2 separate regions of the Mus musculus genome follow, and region 2 is linked to region 1. Evidence: chromatin loops called from intact Hi-C (ENCODE). Cell type or tissue: heart. All regions are shown on one strand. Links, peaks and the distances in the headings refer to the core of each region. The heading gives the core; the rest is flanking DNA. Region 1 holds the start of Arid5a (AT rich interactive domain 5A (MRF1-like)). Region 2 holds the start of Cnnm4 (cyclin M4).

Region 1 (10,877 bases), core at 1,967-6,966:
ACCATTGGAAGGTGAGACCAAACCTGTGCCTTGTTGTGACACAATTGGAAATTAGAGGCTACGTGGTGGGGGGGTGGGGGTGGGGGTGCTGCTTCTGGGTCGCCCACACTCCCCAGGTCATCAAGGTTCTAAGGATGCTGCTAGAGTTCATCCTCCTCACAAGCCAGTGTAACACAAGGCAGGTAGGGCACAGAAGCAACTAGGGTGAGAGAAAAGATGAAAATCAAAGCCAAAGGCACACACAGCAGAGGACTGGGGACCCTTCTCGGTTTCTAGCCTTTCACTGTGCACTTGTCCCTGAAACTCTCGGGGGCGACTAGAACCAGGGACAGGAGCTGGGGGGGGGGGCAAGGGGGGCGGAAACCCTGCTCCGTGCCCCCGCAGGCCGTCAAACTTTCCCTGAGCCCCTTAATAGCAGGGTAAACTGAGGCCTGACCTGCTGCTCCCGCCCCCATCCGCTGGTTCTCGCCCGGCGGAAGCCCAGCCCTGGTTGGCAGCGCCCAGGCACGCGGCTCCGCTCCGCTCCCCTCCCGGGCAGGCGGAGCGCGGAGCCCGCTAGTCGCTCCAGCTCCTGGCGCGCCTCTCCCGCTCTGATGTAAGCTGATATTTTAATTCTCTTACAAGGAATGGTGTTTAGAGAAATGACTTAACCGGATTACTCATCGTCGATAATGACTTGGCCCAGCTCCGAGGCTATTCCTAGACGTGACGCTTGAGGCTTTGATTCTTTTTACTTTTGCACACGCCCCCCCCCCCCAACAAACACACCTCCCGCAGACCCCCCCCCTTCCCTCCCAATGCCAAGAAATTACAGTGAATGGCAACTCCACCCCTACACTCCCCCTTCTAGCAAGGCATCCTGGGAGTTGGAGTTCTCTTTTGATTCTGGGAGCACCCCCATCACTCCCCATCCCTGCACTGCTAGCATTAAGGTTAGGTGGGAGCAGAAGTCAGAGAAGTGAGATGTGTCTCAGTTTATCCACCTGTCAAATGGGAGGAACAGTCAAGAGCCTTCAAAGAGGATCGAAATGAAATCCTTCTCCAGTGCATTTTGTACTGACTCCCAGTCTAGACTTATTGCTTTGTGACAAACTATGACACAAGGAACCAAAGTCTGGCTGCCCTGTTCCTAGAACCAGGCGTATAGTCAACCATTCCTTACTTCTTCCAGTTATGGCTAAGCATGAACTTGTATAGCATCTGCTGCTCACTGTTCCTCAATGTCCCAAAAGTATTCTGGGGACAAATACAGTGCCTATTTTGTAGGGACCAGGTGACATGCTGGGGAAGACATGGGGATGGGGGTGGGAGTCTGATGGAGAGAGCATGCTGATTCTCCAACGCCCTCTTTGCTGTCCATTAGTGGCTATGACTGACTGTGTCTACCTTGGTGCTAATTCACAGAACACAAGTTGGTAAAATGGGTGGATGGACAGGTGGATGGATGGATGAATGGATGGATGGATGGATGGATGGATGGATGGACTGGCACAGCATCTTCTCTGATAAGTCACTCATGTCTCTGAGAAACTAAACAACTCTCACAAGGTTGCACATCTGGGCTATGTATGAGTGCAGATGAAAACCCCAAATTCTTCCCTACCCCAAGAGGATTCAACTGTCACCTTTCAGGTGCAGGAAGTTCAGTAACCTGAGTTTCTGTTAGGTGGGGAGAGAGCCAGGGAGCCCCCAGCCCCCAAACCAGCACTAACCCAACACAGGAAGCTGCACCAGATTCATTTGGGAGGTGCAGAGATGGGTTGGAGTACCTGCTTTTAAGCACCCTGGAGACAGTGACCATACTTCTCCTAGGAAATTGTCCCTTGGTGATCTGGGACACAGCCCTATCCCAGAATCGCCCAGCTCATCCCTACCCCGTCCCCAAAGGCCAAAAGCTATTCTTGTCTCTTTCTAAAATACGCATTTGAAACCATGAGCCCATTTTTTCCATTCCCGGGCTCGGGTACGGTCTATTTCAAGCATTTGTTGTTTTCCATGAGTTGCAAATGCCACTGTGAATCTAGCCTTTCCTGGACAGCTAGCACAGGGGGTGGGGAGCAAGGCAGGGCCGGCCAACAGTTAAAAATACTCCCCCACTTCATTCCCCCATTGAAAACAAGGCCCTAGAGGCATTTTGCAACTGCTGAGCCTGGGAACAGAGCAGAAACAGAGCAGGGAAGGGGAGGGGGGGTGATGGGGGGAGGCTGCTTGTCCTGTTTTCTGAGATCGCTGAACAGCTTTGAAGGTCTCAGATGAATCGTGGTACTGACTTTCCTGCGTGACTTCCAGCAACTTACTGAACCTCTCAGGGCCTGCAAGCTTCAGGGTGAGATCCACCCCCAAGGTCTGGTCCAGAGAGAGAGAGAGAGAGAGAGAGACCAGCATGCAGCATTAGAAGGTAGCCTTAGTTAAGTCTCTCCCCAATAATCCTCTGAGAGATACAGAACTTTCTCAGCAGGATTCAGATAATCAAGGGCAAAAACAATCAGAATTATATAAGTTAAAACACACACATTAGCCGGGCAGTGGTGACACACGCCTTTAATCCCAGTACTCGGGAGGCAGAGGCAGGCAGATTTCTGAGTTCGAGGCCAGCCTGGTCTACAGAATGAATTCCAGGACAGCCAGGGCTACACAGAGAAACTCTGTCTCGAAAAACAAAAACAGGGCTGGTGAGATGGCTCAGTGGTTAAGAGCGCCGACTGCTCTTCCGAAGGTCCCGAGTTCAAATCCCAGCAACCACATGGTGGCTCACAACCATCCGTAACGAAATCTGATACCCTCTTCTGGAGTGTCTGAAGAAAACTACAGTGTACTTACATATAATAAATAAATAAATCTTTAAAAAGAAAACAAAAACAAAAAAAAACCCCACACACATTAAACAAAGTTACATGTTTTACCATACCATGAATACATATATTTATGAAAACAAGTAAGGAGCATTCCAAAAGACTATCCAATCTGATAAGGAGAGGGAGGGAACTGGATTTGGAGCGGAGTCAGAGAGGACTGATTTATTCTCAATGCCTTTTCCAGGAAGAATGTATTTATGCATTAATGGTGTTTTGTTTTTCTTCTGGAGGCTGCCAGAGAGACAACCAAACCATGGAAGCACTGATGAATGCTCACGCTATCCTGAGCTGGTGTTCTATGGATGGAGAGTGATGGAGGGCGGTGGCTGTGGGCTGGGGCAGGAGTGTGTAAAGCTTGAGCAACTGAAGTGTTTGTGCTTTTAGGAAGGCAAATGGAGGTATCATTCCTCAGCAGGGTTTATTGGCTGTTGTAAATTACTTTCTGTTGCAAAGAGTTGCCTCAGGAGACAATTAAATTTAGATCTTATTGTTCGCAGGTTGCCCGAGACAGGTGTTGACTTGCTGAGGCTTTGCACAAACAGCACTGCCTGAGAGTGAGCTCTCCTGCCTGGACGGTAGGATCCTCCTTTTCAGAGGTCGGATTAGCTGTGGCTTTGAAAGGTAGTGAGTGCCTCATTGATAGATGTATCCAATCCAGGAGGTAGTGGATGGTCTATACTGCAACACTGAAGGCAGCGTGCAGATCTCCATACCTAACCTGGCACTGTAGCTAACCCAACCAATCGACCCTTACCAAATGAACACAGTGACTAGAAGCCTGTGAAGTTTCCAGGTGGTATCTCTTGGTAGATTGCATCTCTGCTAGAGTCTTGGATCTCTTGGGGTGGACTGGGGTTTGTAATCTTGGATGTGGGAGGCACTGTTACAATCATTGTTCTGCTCGTTATTCTGAGCAGTTAATAAATATCAACCACAATATTGCCTGTTACCAGATCGGCAAGCACTGGTTTATTACAATTATCCACCAAGCTCACTGGTGTCTGCTCCAGGCTGAGCTTGCAGATCTGCCATTCCAGAGCTTATGGATAAAGCCCAGAGGGTCAAAGTCATCAAATGCAGACTGTCCATTTGTTCAGTGTGAAGGGGAACACTAAAATGTTGGGGGCTAACTATGAAGCCTTCCTCTGTGCCCCAATTCTCTAGCCCTACCACCGACCAGTAATATGAGCTAATTAATCACCCAGGCCTGTTTTGCTCTATATAATGAAGATAATGATGGTATGAAATGCACCGAGCTGTATGAGTATTATAGTTAATCAACAGAATTTGATTCCGGGGATACTAACTACATAATAGGAACAGAGTTCGAGTTCAAGCTAATAAGGCTTTCTGCTTTTAAATCTCAAGTTTTAGCGTCATCTTCTATAACCCACACGGGTCCAAATGACTGTTCTCTCTACTAATCTTGTCCACATTCACCCTCAACTCGTTCACTTCCTCTTTGCACGGTCCATCTTGTGGCTTTCACTCAGTCTACATGACATATGTAGACATGGGCATTTTGGGCATTAGGCCTGGACCACAGACTTTCTAGATTGGCCTCTGGTAGGCTAACAGTACTTACTGTGTAAAGTTGGAAAGGATGGAACCGGCCAGGACCACTTCAGGTAAAAGCCAGAAGCACTTTATTTAACCCCACCCAGTCTTTGGCAAGCTACAAAGAGCGGGCAGTTTTTCTAAGACTCTAGTTTTGCCTCTAGGGAAACCAACAGACATGCGACAGCAGTTGATTCTTGAGTTTCTTACATCAGCCCCTAGCTGCAAAGTGGGCGCACACTACAACTCCCAGACGTCCTCGGGTCTAAGGGGGCGGAGTCTGCTCCGCTCTAGAAAATAGGATTCACCAATGGGCGCCCAGAGCGCTGGGGGGGGGCGGGTCCATGGGCGGGTCCGCGGGGGAGGAGGCAGTCGAGCGGCGCCGGTAGTCAGTCGCGCCGAGAGCGCTGGGACAGGACGGCTGTGCGTGTAGAGGGTCTCTGCATAGCGACGCGCGCTCTCGCTGGGCCATGGGTAAGCGGCTGGCGGGCGGCGCCGGGGTCAGAGGGCTGGGGTCCCAGAGCGATCGTGGCTCTCAGGGTAACCCGAATGTCTGCGTGCTCTCTTCTCGTGGAAAGTCGGGGCGGCCAGGGGCTTCCCAGGCGTTTATCTCGAAACTCTCCTCTCCGAGTCTGGACTGAAATTCACTGAGCCGCCCACACTTCCTGCTGCGGTTTCAATCTCGAGCTGCTCTGGGCCCATTTGTTGTGACAGCTGTCAGCAGCAGCTTCTCGGCCGCGGGCCCCTCCCTGCCCCGTGCCAGCCCAGCGCTTCGCTTCTCAGAAACCGAGGCGCCCGGGCCGCGCGCAGCGCTTCCCACTGCGGCCGCGATTCCTGAAAGTGACTGCGCGGGTTTTGAAGAAATTGCTCAATGCGCTTTGAAGAATCAACGGTTCCTCTTTTCTGCCAAGGGACATGCTGATGGTTTGACGGTCACACGCTTCAGATCCCCTGCTCCTTCTCTCTTCTCTTTCCTTTTTCTTTTTGTTTCTTTTTCTTTCCAACCCCCAGCAGGAAAGACGGTTTCTTTTTACCCGCCTGATCTTCTGAGTTTCCCTCTTTTCCCTCGGGTCTCTTCAAAGGGACAGGGTGATGGCCCTGGACTGGGGGTGTTTAGTGGACCGAGGGCAGAAGCTCAGGCTGCCAGAGTGCGACGAACAAGTTTGGCTTTGCTCTTATTGCGAACTAGGGGCACAACCACACCACCGATCTGTGGCCCTTTGCACTCACTACCCAGGCGTTGCTCCCTGGCCGGGGTCACATCCCACACCTAACCCACAGGCACAGTGGGGCCAACCGTAGGCCGGGAAGGCCTCAAATTAATCCCAAATTGTGCTGCTCAGGCTGTATCCCCTAGTTTGCAGAGTCTTTCATTTCAGATGAGTGTAACAGGTGCTCCTTGCCCCGCCCCGCGGGCACTGCTGGGAATTGATGCAAATCTAAGGATCTCAGTGTCTAAAGAGGATGGATGCCTGGGCAGGGGAGGGTGAGGAATGTTAAGCTAGAGGGTCTGTCTCTACAGCAGTTAGTGTCCTAAATGACTGCTTGGCCTAGAACTTGAAGTGACAGAGGCAGAATGGCCTAGAATTATATACCCCACCCCGTCTTCTATTACAGAGAAACTGAGGCATAGAGACAGACTAAGGTCTGACAGTGAGGGAGGACCAGGCTTCAAAAACTCCTTGCTCTTTCTCTTCTTTCCTAGTGGCCTTCCGCTGCCCTCGGTGGGAAGCTGATCTGTAATGATCTAGATTGCCTCTTGGACGAGTGTAGCAGGCACCGTGCTAGGGTGAGGAGAGGAGGAGAAAGGAAAAGTGAGGTCCGGAAGTTCCCTGTGTAGGGGTTTTGGCCTTCTGTTGAGTCAACCTCTGCAGCTTGTTTCAGCATAGGTGGGGTGGGAAAACCGGAAATGATACATAGAGAGAGCAATTTTCATCAAACGTATGGATGAAGGGTGGGGCGGTGAAGACTCAGTCCTCCCAGGAGTAGGATCTCTTGGGCTCTCTCAGGGCAGTTGGAGTCTGGAATCTCATACCTGGTGCCCCTACACCCCTCTCTGCCTTTATGCAGCCCCTAGGACTCTCAGCTTGTCTCTAGCCGCTAACAGAGCTTGGCAGAGGTGCTGAGGGTGGGCTGTGGCTGGTGCTGTGTCCTGGATCCTCAGACTCCTGTCCAGCTGTCCTCAAGGCTGGCTCTTGGTAGGACTGTCCCCCCCCCCCCCCCAAACTGCCTACTGGAGCAAGCCCAAGGAGGAGAATGCCAGGCAGTTGGCTTCTGCCATAGAGTGGACTGACCGCTTCAAAGGCTGTCTTTGTTTCCTCTCCAGCTTGAGCTAAGTGAAACTTAAGCCAACAACCTCAGGCAAGGGGGTGGGGCTGTGTCTACTGGTTGTTATTGAGGTTGCTGTTGCCGTTATTGTTGTAATTGACGCAGTGTTCCCAGCCAGTGAGTTTTCATGAAAGGAAGTGTCACTTCCTTGCCATCACAAGAAGGGTGACTGGGGTAAGCAAACCAAGAAGAGGGAGGGAAAGTGGTAGCCGTGTCTGCGCCTGCTCAGGGGGGTGAGCCTTGAACCCTGTCTGAGCCTCAGTGGTCTCAGATCAGGTACACACTTCCCACATACTTAGGTCAGTCTGTCAGGAGCACCCTAGGGAGAATCGGATACGTGGGGACAGGCAGGTGTCAGTGAGGTGATCTGTAGGGAGAAGCATCATTTCTTGCTTTCTTCTGCTTAGAATACTGGCTATGGAGCCTAGCACACCCATCTCACAGATAAGGGGAGAGAGCTATAGAAACAGTGCTGGAGGTGATAAAAGATGCACCCAGCTTGGCATGGTGGTGTATGCCTATAGTCCCAACACTAGGGAATCTTACATTCAAGGCCAGGCTGGGCTACACAGAGAGACTGTCCCAAGCAAACAACTAACAAAACAAGCAAAGACAGCATCCCTGTGTGGTGCTATATTCCCCACCCACCCCCACTTTGTCCAGCACAATTTCAACTGATCTCAGTTCATTGGCTGGAAGGGCAGGGGGCAGGCTTACAGGGCTGCTTGATATCCCAACAGCCACCCCCCTGCCTCAGTGACTCCTCTGCAGGGTGACCCTCACTACTGTCATCTTCCCCCTTTTACACATAGCCTTTGTCTACCCAGACAGCAGGTTACCATTTCTTCAGAGAATCTCAGCAGTGTCCCACACATTTTCCTTCCTTAAAGGTTATAAGGTGATAGATACCCTCTATTACAAGGTGATGGGGCCCTGGGAGACTCCAAGGCCAGACACATTGATTCACACTGCAGACCTTCTGCCCCTTTCTATTCAAGGCCTGATTGGCTCCATGGTTCACACTGACCTATTCTTTTTTCTTTTTAAAGATTTTATTCATTTTATGTATTTGAGTACACTGTAGCTATCTTCAGACATACCAGAAGAGGGCATCAGATCCTGTTACAGATGGTTGTGAGCCACCATGTGGTTGCTGGGGTTTGAACTCAGGACTTCAGAAGAGCAGTCAGTGCTCTTAACAGCTGAGCCACCTCTCCAGCCCTGACCTATTCTTATTAGCAAAGGGATGGGGCTGTACAGATCCACTCAGGCTGTGTGGGGAAGTTTATACGCTCTGAGCTTAGTGCGCCAGCCGAGGTCTCCCTCCCCTATTTAAGCTCTAGACCTTAGGGTTCAGCCTTTTGGCACCATCAGACCTCTGTAGTTTAGAATCCCAGCTTTGCCACTGGAAAGCTGTGTGACCCTGAGGCAGGTTGTCTGACTTCTCTGAGCCTCCAGTATTACATCTGTTAAAAGGAAGATGATTCAGTAAGGCCTGCAGAGATGCTCAGCCCCAGGGAGCCCTGGAGAGATGAGCTTTGGTGGAGCCATAGCCATAGCTAGCAGAAAGAGAAGTAAGGAATGGCTGGAAAACACCGGCAAGTTTGGAAAGGGAGACTGAGACCCGGCCCTTAGTGCTGTAGCTTAGCATCCACAGCCCGAGCTGCCCCTGACACAGCCTTGACATTGACCCATGAGGAGCTGCGGCAGCTTCCCTGCTGTACCTGTGCCCACCTGCCTGCGGCCTAGGAAGGGACTCTGTCAAACTGTGGTCTCCTTGTATAGAGGGTGGAGTAGGCAGCCCAGGGAGCTGTGGAGGGAAGGCCTGCCATCGTACAGGAGGAGCAGACCGGGGATAAAGTTGTTTCTCAATTTAAGTGCTTTTCAACCAAAATCCCATTGAGGGTTTCTTGTTTGTTTGTTGTTGTTGTTGTTTGTTCCTTTAGAACAGTGGCTTCTTGACTTTCTTAATGTTGCAACCCTTTAAAACACACACAGTTCCTCATGTCGTGGTGACCCCCCCAACCATAATGTTATTTTCATTGCTACTTCATAACTCCCATGTCCTACTGTTATGATTCGTAATGTAAATATCTAGTACGCAGGATGTCTTTCTGGTAGGCGAGCCCTGTGAAAGGGGTCGAGACCCACAGGTTGTGAACCCGTGCCTATGTCCTCCACAGAGGAATGTTGAAGGGAGGCAGGCCTGACCTCTGTGTGGTGAACTCTCTCATCGAGCTCCAGAAGCTAAAACTACACGTGGACGCAGAGCACCAGAGTGAGTGGGACAGACTAGAAAGTCTAGGGACAACCCAGGCATGCTTCTGTCATGTGTGAGATTGTGGGGAAAGCAGGCCTTCATTCACCACAGGGGTGTCACTAGGCCAGCACTAGGAACCACTGGAGCTGTGGAGGAGAACATGGGCAGACCCCTACCTCACACGTCACACCAGAGGACAGTCTAGATGTGCTACAGGAAAACTTCAATCCCCATTATCATGATGGTTTTTGTGGATAGAAAAGTCCTGTGCGGATGATACTGTGGAAAGCAGAGACTGTCTTTTGGAGACACCAGCCCTCTTCTATGCTCACAAGTAGGACGACGTAGGACTGGCCGGGAAGGGATCTTACAGAGGCTCTGAGGTCCACGAGGGCTTGGTTCATAGCAGCAGCAGTGAAATAGAGAAGGTGCCTTTCTCCTGCCTTACAGGTGGGGTGATCCTGAGAGATGGGGGTCACCAGTGCCACCAGCGCTCCTCACCCCTTGTAGGTGGGACCCAGCCTGCGACTCCATGCTTGGGCCTTGTATCAGGAGGTGCAGGAGCCAGGCTGGCTGGGACACAGTCTCAGTCTACAGTTGTGGGTTTCATAGCAGGACCTTTCCTACGAACGATTTACCTGGAGGCTGGAGAGATGGTTCAGTGGTTAAGAGCACTGACTGCTCTTCCAGAGGTCCTGAGTTCAATTCCCAGCAACCACAGGGTGGCTCACAACCATCTGTAATGGGATCTGATGCCCTCTTCTGGTGTGTCTGAAGACAGCTACACTGTGCTCATATAAATAACATAAATAAATAAATCTAAAAAAAAAATTTACCTGGAACCCATATCCATAAATGATGAGGGAAATGAGGGGTTAAGGCTGCCAGAGACAGGACTAAGGATACCCTGTCCCCTCATCTAAAGCTGCAGAAGTCGGAGCCCAGAAAGTCCTGCCAGGGACAGAGAGAGTGATAGCGTGGCCAGAAATGAATGGACACCAAGTTCATTTGGGGACTCAGGACACAGTGATAGAGTTTTTTCCTTTGTGGATCAAGGCGGGAGCTCTGACCCCTTTTCCATCTGGGGCCAAACAGTTTGGATTGGTGACTTCCTTTCCAGGTAATTCGAGTGCCCTTCTCCAGATTTTCCCTGAGTGAGTTCATATCCCAGATGAACTGGACATCACCGGTAGAAATCACCAAATTGGTGACTGTCCACCTGCAGCCCGCTGGGAGCCTTAGATTCTGGTGAAGCCTCACTTAGGCCATACGCATCAGTCTTAAAGTACTCCCAGTGAGGTTGTCTTGGTCCAGCTGTCTTAGTTTTTGAAATCCAGGTGCTGTGACATGCCAGATCTTTATGTCACACTAAGGGATAGATGGAGACAGGAGTGTGAAGAAGCTCAGGCCAGAGCGAGAGATGCATCTAGTTATCCGACTTGAGAGTCACCCAGAGGTGGCAAAGAACCCCCAGGACCTTTTCTCCTCTGTCACAGAAGTAAAGACAGAGGCATGGCATTTCAGAGAATTGGTAGAAAAGAGAAGACAGTTGTCAGTCAGGGTTTCCGGAGACTGACCATGAATCGGATGTCAGTAGCTGTCTGAGAGGGTATCCAAGTCACTATACATGCTGGCAAGAGTTAGGATGAGCATCCCTGTGAGCATATTTGGCCATCTTATGAGGACTTTACCAGTGGTGACAATAACCCCAGCAAGTCATTGAACCCGTGGTCAGGCCGGCCCTGTCTTGAGTTCTAGTGTCCTAGGGAGATGCTAAGCCTCTTGACCTGTCTGGCCAAGAGCTTTCCCCTCTTTAAAGGGACTCCCTAAAGGGACTAAATGAGAGAAAGTACCTGCGAAGTCACAGTCCCAGAGCG
Region 2 (10,877 bases), core at 3,859-8,858, 160 kb after region 1:
CTGTAAACCGAAAGAGAGATTACTGATCGCTGATCAGGAGGCCCTACAAGGTGACATCCTTTGTATTTTCTGCTATACTTTTCAGGTAAGGCTGGCCCTGTCTGCTAATTATTTGGGATAAGAAGCATGAGGTAAGACAGACAAACAGATAGTGGGAAACAGACTTGCCAGTGCCAGGAGTGAGTTAACCCATTGACCTGCTTCAAATTCGGGAAAGGGTCAGACGGTAGTCAGGTGCTAGGAGCCAGTGATCCCAGGCACTTTGCTTGTACTCCTTTGTAAATATTTACCATTTGTTATCTTGGTCTTCCGTTTTCTCTAGTGATCCCTAGCTAATCCCTTACAATACAAAAAGGTCAGGGCTAGGGACATAGCTCAGTGGTAGAGCATTTCTTTATGTGTACGAAGCCCTGTGTGTTCACCTTGAAGAGGTGGGTGTGTTGGCACATGCCTGCAATGCCAGCTCTCAAGAGCTTAATAGGGAGGACACTGAGTTCAAGGCCAGCCTGGATTACAACACAGCAAGACCCTGCCACAAACAAATAAAAAGACAACCTGTTGGACAGGTGACAATTAGATCACAGTCTTACCTAGGACTTGCTTCAAGGGCGTATACAGAGCTAGGGATGTAGCTCAATGCTAGAACACATCTGCCACACAAGTAAAAGACTTTAGCTTTGATCTCTAGCCCAAAGAATCAAAAGAAAGGGACAGACAGACAATCTTTGTGTGTTTTCAGAGGCAGAAGAAAACAGTCTTGCTTGGGTAGCCAGACTTGGGAACAGTGGGTATTCCAGTGTGTATGTGGTTGGGGACAGAAGTGGGAAGTGATGAATCCCAGCTGGGGTCTGTGGAGACCCTTGGATCCACGTAACCTGGTGCCCTTCACAGGGGTTCTGGACAAGCAGAATTTGGGGGTCTCCTGGATACTGAATAGTAGGTAGTCTTCTCTCTTCCTGATTTTCTTCCTTCCTTCCTTTCTTTCTTTGTTTCTTCATCTTCTTCTTCTTCTTCTTCTTCTTCTTCTTCTTCTTCTTCTTCTTCTTCTTCTTCTTCTTTTTGGTTTTTCGAGACAGGATTTCTCTATATAGTCCTGGCTGTCCTGGAACTCACTCTGTAGACCACGCTGGCCTCGAACTCAGAAATTTGCCTGCCTCTGCCTCCCAAGTGCTGGGATTAAAGGCGTGCGCCACCACGCCCGGCCTTCTTCCTGATTTTCTAAGACTTCCAAGTTCTGACCCCTTTGTTCTGTGAAGACTGTTCCAGTTTACCTCTACCCAGCATCACTGCCTCTGGCTTCCTTTCTCTCTTCCCCACAGAGGCCAAAGTGCCCAGATGGGATCTTGTTCAGTCCTACATGACCTTTCTCTCAGCTTCTCTCTCCTTCCCCATCATTCTATGGATCTCGCTCTGGAGAAAAGGGAGATCTGTGTGGCCAGGGGTCGATGGAGACACACAGTGATTTTAAAAAGAAAAAAAAAAAAAGTAAATGAAGGCATCTGGGGAGGAACCTGCTATTATTGTTTTGCTAAATGACCATGTTGCCAAACTGCCTTTTAAATATTTATATGTATAGTCATGGATTTGTGCTGCTCTCCCCTTTGGTTGGAGATGCTTCTTTTTGCAAGGGGACCTAAGTAGTCAAAATGCTGACAGTGAGCATATCTGAATGTTTGGCCCTGAATCGGACATCTATACTAACACCTCTCTCCTCCATAAGCACCATCAAGGTTCAGAGGACATCTCAGAAGAGCAGTGGCCAGAAAAGGAATGAAGAGCGGAGGGCAGAGAGCAGAGCTGTTTTCTGGGCAAGCCATGGCCACTACACTCACAAGAACTAAGAGCAACTAAGAGTGGTTGTGGTCACCGCCCTAGATGGAGCCAATCAAGTTTTCAGAATAGATAGAGGGACAGGCTCCTAAAATCCTCCAGCCCTAGATGAGAAGCTATTGATAGCTGGCTGGCAGGGAAGCAACAGTAAATGCTCTTTGTGAGTGCAGCCTCTGGTTGCCTGCCCATGGAGCTCCGCCCCACACTCTGTATGAGCAGCACCAATCAGACTCAGTGGCTTAGGAAAGGGGCGGGGGATGAAGTTGTAGGTTAGAGGTCCAGGGGGAGTAGATGTGGTCAAAATACTTTGACTGTATATACAAATAGAGTCTCCCCCCCCCCGCCCCAAGCAAGGAGTAAGGGCGTGTTCTCTCAAAAAAGCATTTGTCTCATGTGGTCACCAAACACATCTATTGAATTCTTGCTATAACCTGCGAAGACCTGAACATCATCGCACACGGCACACAGAACCCAAGGCCTCATGGGCCTTCGGCAGGCGACATCCTCCAGTACTGCTGCAAAACTCTGACCAACACAGGGGCGTCCATCTTTCTGTGGTTCCGCTCCCAAGGAGAGTACCACGCCAGGTGCCCCAGGGACCTTTGAAGCCTACTTACCCAATTGAGGCTTGGCATTCCTGCCTGAGACACTCCTCGGTCTGGCCCCTCCCACCTGATGTTTTAGCATCATTTACTTTACTCTTGACATTTTCTACAATGAGGTCCCCACGCCCACCCTTGCTGGGATGCTTTGAGTTGGGACTTGAGCTGGCTAATTTTTGGCCTATTTTTGTACTCCTGTACAGGGAAGAAGATTCACTTCTCCCTGTCCTCGTGGGACAATGCAAATGGCTTGGACATGTCCAAATAACATATGTAGGCTTATGTGAGGGCTAAGTGCACAGGCTGGGCTATACATACCGATGATGGCTTGCACCATCCCCTGATAAATGCATCCACAGTCCACAGCCAGACTATCCACTCCAGGGCCCACACAAGCCCCAACAGACTTCCAGTGTGGGTTCAGGGCAGGGCTTAGGCTCTGGGCATGAACAGAAAGGCTGCTTCTTTGCCCACAGCTCCTCCATCTTGGGAACCTAGAAGGTGAAGAGACTAAGAACCTAGCTTGGAAGAGTTAGATCCTCGTTTGCCGATTCAGACCCCAGTATTAACATGGTACCAGGGACAAGACAAGGAGTGAACCCTCTTAAGAAGACAGTGGGAGAGGTAGACATACTGCCCTGTACTACACTCAGACAGGGCCATTCAGGACCAAGGACCTCATGACTGGAGAGTGTCAATCACTCATCACCTAAAGAGAACCTTTACTCAGACCCCTTACTTGCAAAAGGAGGCAACTCAGATGAGTAAGGACTTGGCACAGAGAGAGAGAGAGAGAGAGAGAGAGAGAGAGAGAGAGAGAAGACTGGTGCCTTTCCCTGTCCTCCAAAACGGACGTTTCTCTGTTCGCACAGCCTAGCTGCTGTGAGCTGTGTGCCCATCCAGGTTGCCTAGATTCTTTCTTAATATTACTTAATGAGAAAGTATGGCAGATAGATACCCTACCTAGAGGGGCAGGATGACAACCACAGCCCCTGAGCCACAAGTCTGACGTCCTCCAATACCTCTTACATTACCATTACCACTGTTTATTAACTATTGTTTACCTATGTGTATGAAGGTTTTGTCCGCATGTGTTTATGCATAGCATGTGTGTATGCATAGCATGTGTGTATGCATAGCATGTGTGTATCCGGTTCCCTCAGAGGACAGAAGGTATTGGATCCTCTGGAACTGGAGTTACAGACTGTTATAAGTCACCATGTGGGTGCTGAAAACTGAGCTTGTCTCCTGTGGGTCTCCTGCAAGAGCAACAGATGCTCTTAACCACTGAGCCATCTCTCCAGCCCTGAATTTCACTTACTTCAAGGAGTCTATTCTTATTCTCCTTTGGGAATCCAACTGTGAGTTAACTTGACTTTAACAGACCCCGTTTCTGTTCCTATCTAGCAACCATTGTTCTGTCTTGCTTTTCTCTCCCTGCTCCTTCCCTTCGACTTCCAAGCCAAGTGGCTCAAACACTTATTTTTCTTTCCTTTGTTGGCTTCTGTCGCTTAGATTGAGTGCCTACCTATAGAGCACGAGTAAATACAGACCCGAAAAGGGCAAAATGAAAATAGCCTCTGGAATGATGATGAGGCCTGATAGGCGCTTCCAGGGACCTGGGGTTGCTGTCAAACAATCCGGGCGGCTCTTCTGGGTTGTCAAAGACAGGGAGGGGGCAATTGCCCAACTCCTGAGGGTACTGTTCACTAAAAAGCTGGTCTTCTGGCCTCACTCTGTGTGTGTGTGTGTGTGTGTGTGTGTGTGTGTGTGTGTGTGTGTAAGGTGAGGCACCTCCTCACAAGGAACTTCCTCCAGCTGGCTGTTTACAGAACCCACCAGCACAATGCCAGAGCATTAAGTCAGCCTCTGCTACCCAGCCTCCCCCACAACACTGCATGAGTGTTCCATTATGTTTGGATTTTTGCTGCTGGTATTGATTGTTGCCTTAATTGGCAGGCTGTGTACCAAAGTAAAAATAAACACAGGGGTTTGTACAGAGACATAGAGAAGGACTGTGTCTCTAGGGCCAGGAGAAGCCCTGCTGGGAGACCCAGGGGTCAACCCAGGCCTTGTGCTTAGTATAGCTCTTGCAACTGAGGTAAGGATGTTTGTCATCCGTGTCCTGCCCTTCACAGGGTGGACAGCTGTGGGTGGATAGCTGTGGTCATCCCCACACACTGAGTTCATAGCTGCCGGATGACATCCAAGTGGGGCTGACCAGGAAGCAGTGATCTCAAGGCTAGAACAGCAGCCCCACCCCTCAGTTCATTTCCACAAGCAGCTGCCTCAGCTGGCCAGTCACCACAATTTGGGGTTAAGGGTATGGTCCTGAAAGAGCAGGCAGCAACAACTATTACTACACAGGCAAAGACTATTCACAGAGAGTTGTTATGTCATATTCGGTGTGTAAGCCAGTTGTTCTCACGTGCTTAGCCAGGTGATGCTGTGTTATCACTCTTCCTGCCGTCAAATTAAAAACTAAAACCATAACTAAACAATAAAATCAATCCAGGCATGGTGGTGCATATCTGTAAACCCTGCACTTGGGAGGTAATGGACATAGGATCGGGAGTTCAAGGTCAGCCTCAGATTTGAAGAGTTCAAAGCCATATCGGGCTATGTAAGACCTTGTCTCAAAAAAAAAAAAAAAAAAAAACAAACAAAAAACAAAAAACAAAAACAAAACAAAAAAAAAAAAACCAGTCATTCTTACCGCCATTTACAGACAGGGACTAGGATTAACGGTGAAGATCTGAAAGGCCTAGGATTTTGTGCCTAGGTTCAAAATTTGCATCTGTAAGAAGTAAAACACTTAGTGTTCCTGTGTGTGTTTACTTGCTTATTGCGCTCCCCCTCCTGCCCCCGTATGGCTTGTCTTGTTTACTGCCATTTTTCTGATGATAGGCTGTAAACTAAAGATGTGCAAGAATTTTGGCTTGTTCATTGCCGTATCGTTAGAGTATGAAACAAGAGTACATGTTCAATGAAAACTCATCCCTAAATAGAAATGACAGGTGAAAAACCTAGGTCAGAGCCTGGTCCCTCAGCACCTTAGGGGTCTAGACAGAACCGAGGAGTGGGCTGGGGGACTTCGGGGGCAGTGACAACCTATTTCTGGCATTGGGTCAAGGTCAACGAAAATCCCAGAAGTAAGGAGGCTGTAACGCCAGCCTGAACCCTCAGGTTCCCTTTTCTTTTTCTAAACCAGGAAATGCATTTTTCTCGCTGTGCCCGCGGAGAAGCACCACCCGCCCCAGAACGGAGCGACAGAGTGCAGGGGACCCGGAAGCAACCGAGCGCGTGGGGCTTGGGAGCCGGGCTCCCTAAGGAGGAGCGCGGGAGAAGCCCGGTGCCGCGCGGAAGCTTGGCTGGGCGCACCCCCGCTGCGGGCTCCCGCGCTCGCCCCGCGCCGTTCTACCTTAAGGGCGCAGACCTCCTTAAGCCGGGCGCGCGAGCCGTGGGTAGGGGCGGGACATCGCATGCAAATAAGGGGCGTGGGGCGGCGGGGCGGGGCGGGCGGGGCGCGGTCTGACGTCAGGTCCTCGGCTGGGGCAGTTGGCGCGGCGGCAGCGGAGCGGCAGGAGGGCAGGAGCGGAGGCGCCGAGTGAGGCGCGCGGCGGGGCGCGGGCAGCGGCGGGGCCGGAGCAACATGGCGCCGGGGGGCGGGGGCGGGCGGCGGGACGGCTGGCCGGCCCGAGGGCGCCTCCTCCTGGCTGCGCTGCTGCTGCTATGGACGCGGGCGGCCAGCGGCCAGAGCAGCCCCCAGCAGAGCGTGATCCTAGGCATGAGGCTAGCGAGCTGCAACAAGTCGTGCGGGATGAACCCGGATGGCATCATCTTCGTGTCCGAGGGCAGCACGGTGAACTTGAGGCTCTATGGCCACAGCCTGGGCGATATCTCCAGCAACCTGATCTCCTTCACCGAGGTGGACGACGCCGAGGCGGTCCACAACTCCACCAACTGCCTGGAGCTCACCAAGGACTTAGTGGTCCAGCGGCTGGTCAACGTGAGCCGCGGGAACACGTCGGGGATGCTAGTGGTGATTACCAAGTTCCTGCGGAGGAGCGAGAACATGAAGCTGTACGCGCTGTGCACCCGGCCCCGGGCCGACGGGCCCTGGACCAGATGGACGGACAAGGACTCCCTGCTCTTCATGGTGGAGGAGCATGGGAGGTTTCTGCCGCTCTGGCTGCACATCCTTCTCGTTATGGTGCTGTTGGTGCTGTCGGGCATCTTTTCTGGCCTCAACCTGGGGCTTATGGCCCTGGACCCGATGGAGCTGCGCATCGTGCAGAACTGTGGAACTGAGAAGGAGAGAAAGTATGCTCGCAAGATAGAGCCCATCAGGCGCAAGGGCAACTACCTGCTCTGCTCGCTGCTCCTGGGGAACGTGCTAGTCAACACCTCCCTCACCATCCTTCTAGACAACCTCATCGGGTCTGGCATCATGGCAGTGGCCTCCTCTACCATTGGCATTGTCATCTTTGGGGAGATCTTACCTCAAGCCCTGTGCTCCCGGCACGGGCTGGCTGTGGGTGCCAACACTATTGTTCTCACCAAAGTCTTTATGCTCCTCACTTTTCCCTTGAGTTTCCCCATTAGCAAACTCCTGGACTTCGTCTTAGGTCAGGAGATTCGCACTGTTTACAATCGGGAGAAGCTGATGGAGATGTTGAAGGTGACAGAGCCCTATAATGACTTGGTGAAGGAGGAGTTAAATATGATCCAGGGTGCCCTGGAACTAAGGACCAAAACTGTGGAGGATATCATGACCCAGCTACACGACTGCTTCATGATCCGCAGTGATGCCATTCTGGACTTCAACACCATGTCGGAGATTATGGAGAGTGGCTACACTCGCATTCCTGTGTTTGAAGATGAGCAATCCAATATTGTAGATATCCTGTATGTCAAAGACTTGGCTTTTGTTGACCCGGATGACTGCACCCCGCTCAAGACCATCACTCGCTTCTACAACCACCCGGTACATTTTGTTTTTCATGACACCAAGCTGGATGCCATGCTAGAGGAATTTAAGAAGGGTAAGGACTGGTGTAGCTCCTGGTTAAATGTCCTTTTGATACCTCTCGTTCCCCTGAAGCATCCCCTGCATGCTCTCTGTCTGCAGGTTTTACTCTTCTGTTTGTGCGATTTATTCTGGGTCCCCCTGTCCATGGCTTCCTATGCTTCTGGTGTGAACGTTATCAGGCGCAGCAGAAGCGGTTCTCAAGCCTTTGCCTTCTGCCAGGCACTGTGTTCTGTGCTTAGTTGAATCAAAGCTGAAGGAGATACACTTGTCTGGAGCTGGTGAAGGGAGACAGGGTAAGGCTCATTCATGCCTGAAATGAGGCAGCCACCAGGCCTCCTGGGTGGGTGGGGAAGTAGCCAGGGAGCTGAGGATGTTGTCACAGGGGAAGGCACATTTGAGGGGAATCTTAAAAGATGAAGTGACTTGGGCCTGGGTCACACCCCTCTTGTGAGGAAGCCAAGGATTCGCTTGTGGTTCAGCAGGTGGTTCTGTCTAGTGGACCTTCTGGCTCTGCTGGTCCATGGCCATCAGGGGACGGGTTGGAGTTTTGCACACTTTTCCCCCCCGAGTTTGTTCCAGGTTTGGAACTGTGTGTCCTCACCAGGGTAGAACCGTCAGTCACCCTCCAGCCCACAAGCAAAACTGGGAGGTCTCTCCTCGGCTCCCAACTCAGAACAGTGCCAACGTGCAGTTCCCGCTGCTTAGCAGAAGCGTGGAGAGCAAGCTTTGGTTATTGTTCCATCTTTCCCAAGAGCCAAACATAAACCTGCCCCCAACTCCCAGTCTTCAGGGGCCCTTGCTCTGTGTGTGCTCTCTCGTGTGTGCTTGGCTAGCTCCCAGGTAGGTAGGCACTTAAGAGGGTTTACTCCCCAGCCTCCAAGCTCAGACAGGGCACACACCCTTTGCCTTATTCCCAACAAAGACTTCTTCCCTCTTCTACTCTGAAACCCTCAAAAGTAGCTGTGAAACAAGGTTATCAAGTGAAACCCTCCTAGGCTGAAGGAGGTGAGGAGGAAGAAAGGGCGACTCTTTAGAGAAGACCCCGAAGCTCGTTCTGTAGGGACCTTGCTTCATAATCCTAGACCCAACCATCCTCCTGTATGTAGAGCTGTCTCTGGCAAAGGCTCAAGCTGGGAACCACTAGTTGTGGATAAGTCCGGGGTCATTTCTGAAACTGGAAGGTGGTGGACAGTCTTGAAATGGGATCAGGAGAGAAGAGATGGCCTTACCAGAAGGTGCACTTGGGTCTGGGTCAAGGCCAAGGAGGCAGGTTGGTGCTCTCCCTTTGAAGTTTTCTACACAGATCTCAGCATCAGAGCAGCTGAGGGCATCTTGAGGACTGTAAACCAGGACAGAGATAGTCTGGGTGGCATGGAAGGAGATTTAGTGGTATAGACCCAGGAACCTGTTTTGCTCGGAGTCTGAGTAGAAACATTGGGGACTGTGTTTCGACTCCCATCTTGCAACTGGGGAACCTGAAAATTTCTCTGCAGTGGCTTCATTTGGAACCTGGTGAGGACTCCCATGACAGCTTCTTTCTTACCTGCCTCTGTGGTCTGAGGTGGTTTTCTGGTGACAGATATACCCACCAGTACCTCCCCATCAGTTTGGTTAGATCTGGATCCAACTAGTATGAATTGGCTTAACTTGGTGTCCAGCTCTTGATCAGCAGGGATGACCTCTGTTCTGTGGGAGAGTGCAGGGTCTGGGTTTTGGACTCTACTCTGTCCTGTGAAGAAGTGTCCTTCACTGAGCTGGAAAAGCAGAGCTGGCATCTCTTAGGCCAGAGTTGTTCTGGGCTGAGCCCTACCCCCACAGTTTGGTCCACCAGACTTTCCTTGACAGAGGCTTGTGGCCCGAGTCCAGGCCTTAGAGTGTGGAGCCCAAGCAGTTCACGGAAAAGCAGGAGCAGTCTGTCCTGGGGGTCAGGGAGATGAGAGTGTGACACGGTGGTCACTCCTTATGGACAGACCCTGGGCCATGTGTGGTGCCTTCCTGATCTGGAGGATTTAGGAGACCAGTTTTAATTTAGTAAATTATCACAGAGGTGTCTTGCTATTGCCCGTGCCTCCCTCCCGCTGAGTGGGCTCTCCTGGGTCTTTCCATCTGGGGTCTACCCCTAGTCTGACGCTGCCCAGGCTGTGACGCATGCCTAGTGTGCATCTTACAGCTTCTAAGATTTTCTTTCCAAAGTTAGTGTCTGGAAGGCTCTTCTGTTTTTGTTATTAACAAGGAACAAGTGCAGCTCACCAGCGTTATGCCAGACAGGGTGGCATGTTTCAGGGTCTTTGCTGGATCTTTCACCCCCAAACTGTATGATGGCTCTGGACCTCACTCTGCCGGAAGCCTGACTGGCTGAAGCCTTTCTGTCTGTCGGCCTGAGGTTTGTTTTCTTTTGAGTCAGCTTTCTTACTTTGGAGCTGAGGCTGGACTGGATTGTAGGTGTGTGCCCTAAGCCTACATCTGTAATTTTTTTTTTTTTAAAACCAGGTTCTTTAATCCCCACTCCCCAGCTTTGCAAGTTCCATGAGTGTGGGGCCCTGCCTTACTGGTTTTCACCACTGCAGGCCTGGCCAACAGATGGGGCCTCGGTGAACGTTAGTTGTACAAATGAATGGATGATTGTCTGCCAGGCTGCTTGAGGCTTCCTGTTCCTTAAACACACCTCGGCACTCCCAGCTCTGGGGCCTTTGCCCTAACTGTTCTCCAAGAGAGTCAGTGTGGCTTCCCTCCCTAATCTGCCTCCTCAGCATTGGCTCTATGAGACCTTGCTGTCACCCCATTTAAGCCTGTAACCCCAACATCTCTCTTGACTTTCCCAGCCCTCTCCCTTGTGCTCCGTTTTCCTTCTCAGCTCAGGGGCTCTGTGGTTTGCCAAGCCCTCGTCTCCACCCAGTACAATATAAGATCCAAAGGGCAGGCGCTGTGCTCCGATGGTTGTGTCGATAGCTCTGGTATGGCCCTTGGCACACAGTAAGGCCTCAATAAAATATTACCCAGTGGATGAATAAATGAATAAAGGACTTGTCAGATTTGGGAGAAAATTATTGCTATTTTAGAAGCTTCAGAATTATGAGACATTTATGAGAAGGCTAAGTGAGGTTCTGCCACATCTCAGTGTGCACCAGGAAAAGCTCTGTGTGTGTGTGTGTGTGTGTGTGTGTGTGTGTGTGTGTGTCTTGATTCCAGGCATGAAGAGTTTGGGGCTCTGAGTGTGACATTCAAGGCCCATTGCTAGTCATGCCCCTTTGCCCGCTGCTAAGCCATCATTGGCCCTAGGAGGTTTTACCCAGCCTCCCTCATTAAGATGGATCATGAAATGCCCTGCACAGCACAGGGTGCGGGGAGCTTGAACTCCCCTAGGATTAAAGCAGAGAATCTTGCTTCCTGCCTCAAGACAGTTAACATTAGAT

What was found. Peaks named below come from ENCODE experiments on the same cell type or tissue, not always from the same donor. Only the 100,000 strongest peaks of a DNase experiment are listed, where the experiment ranks them.
Region 2: it touches region 1 in a loop (8-fold over the local background); 4 of 42 quality-filtered maps call a loop at or near these places.

The regions. Positions count from the first base shown.
Region 1 is chr1:36,302,951-36,313,827 of GRCm38, forward strand. It overlaps Arid5a (AT rich interactive domain 5A (MRF1-like)), which reads left to right and starts at 4,783. Exons shown (of 7, transcript NM_001172205.1): 1 at 4,783-4,886. The coding sequence starts at 4,883. In heart, for the core only: a CTCF peak has its summit at 4,643; DNase peaks (open chromatin) are centred at 2,011, 4,911, 5,641 and 6,771; H3K4me3 peaks cover 2,085 bases; H3K27ac peaks cover 1,145 bases; H3K27me3 peaks cover 576 bases.
Region 2 is chr1:36,465,609-36,476,485 of GRCm38, forward strand. It overlaps Cnnm4 (cyclin M4), which reads left to right and starts at 5,989. Exons shown (of 7, transcript NM_033570.2): 1 at 5,989-7,477. The coding sequence starts at 6,085. It overlaps Gm33454 (predicted gene, 33454), which reads right to left and starts at 6,161. Exons shown (of 3, transcript NR_168706.1): 1 at 5,854-6,161; 2 at 2,751-2,926. In heart, for the core only: a CTCF peak has its summit at 6,192 (motif pointing left); DNase peaks (open chromatin) are centred at 4,673 and 5,943; H3K4me3 peaks cover 3,081 bases; H3K27ac peaks cover 1,516 bases.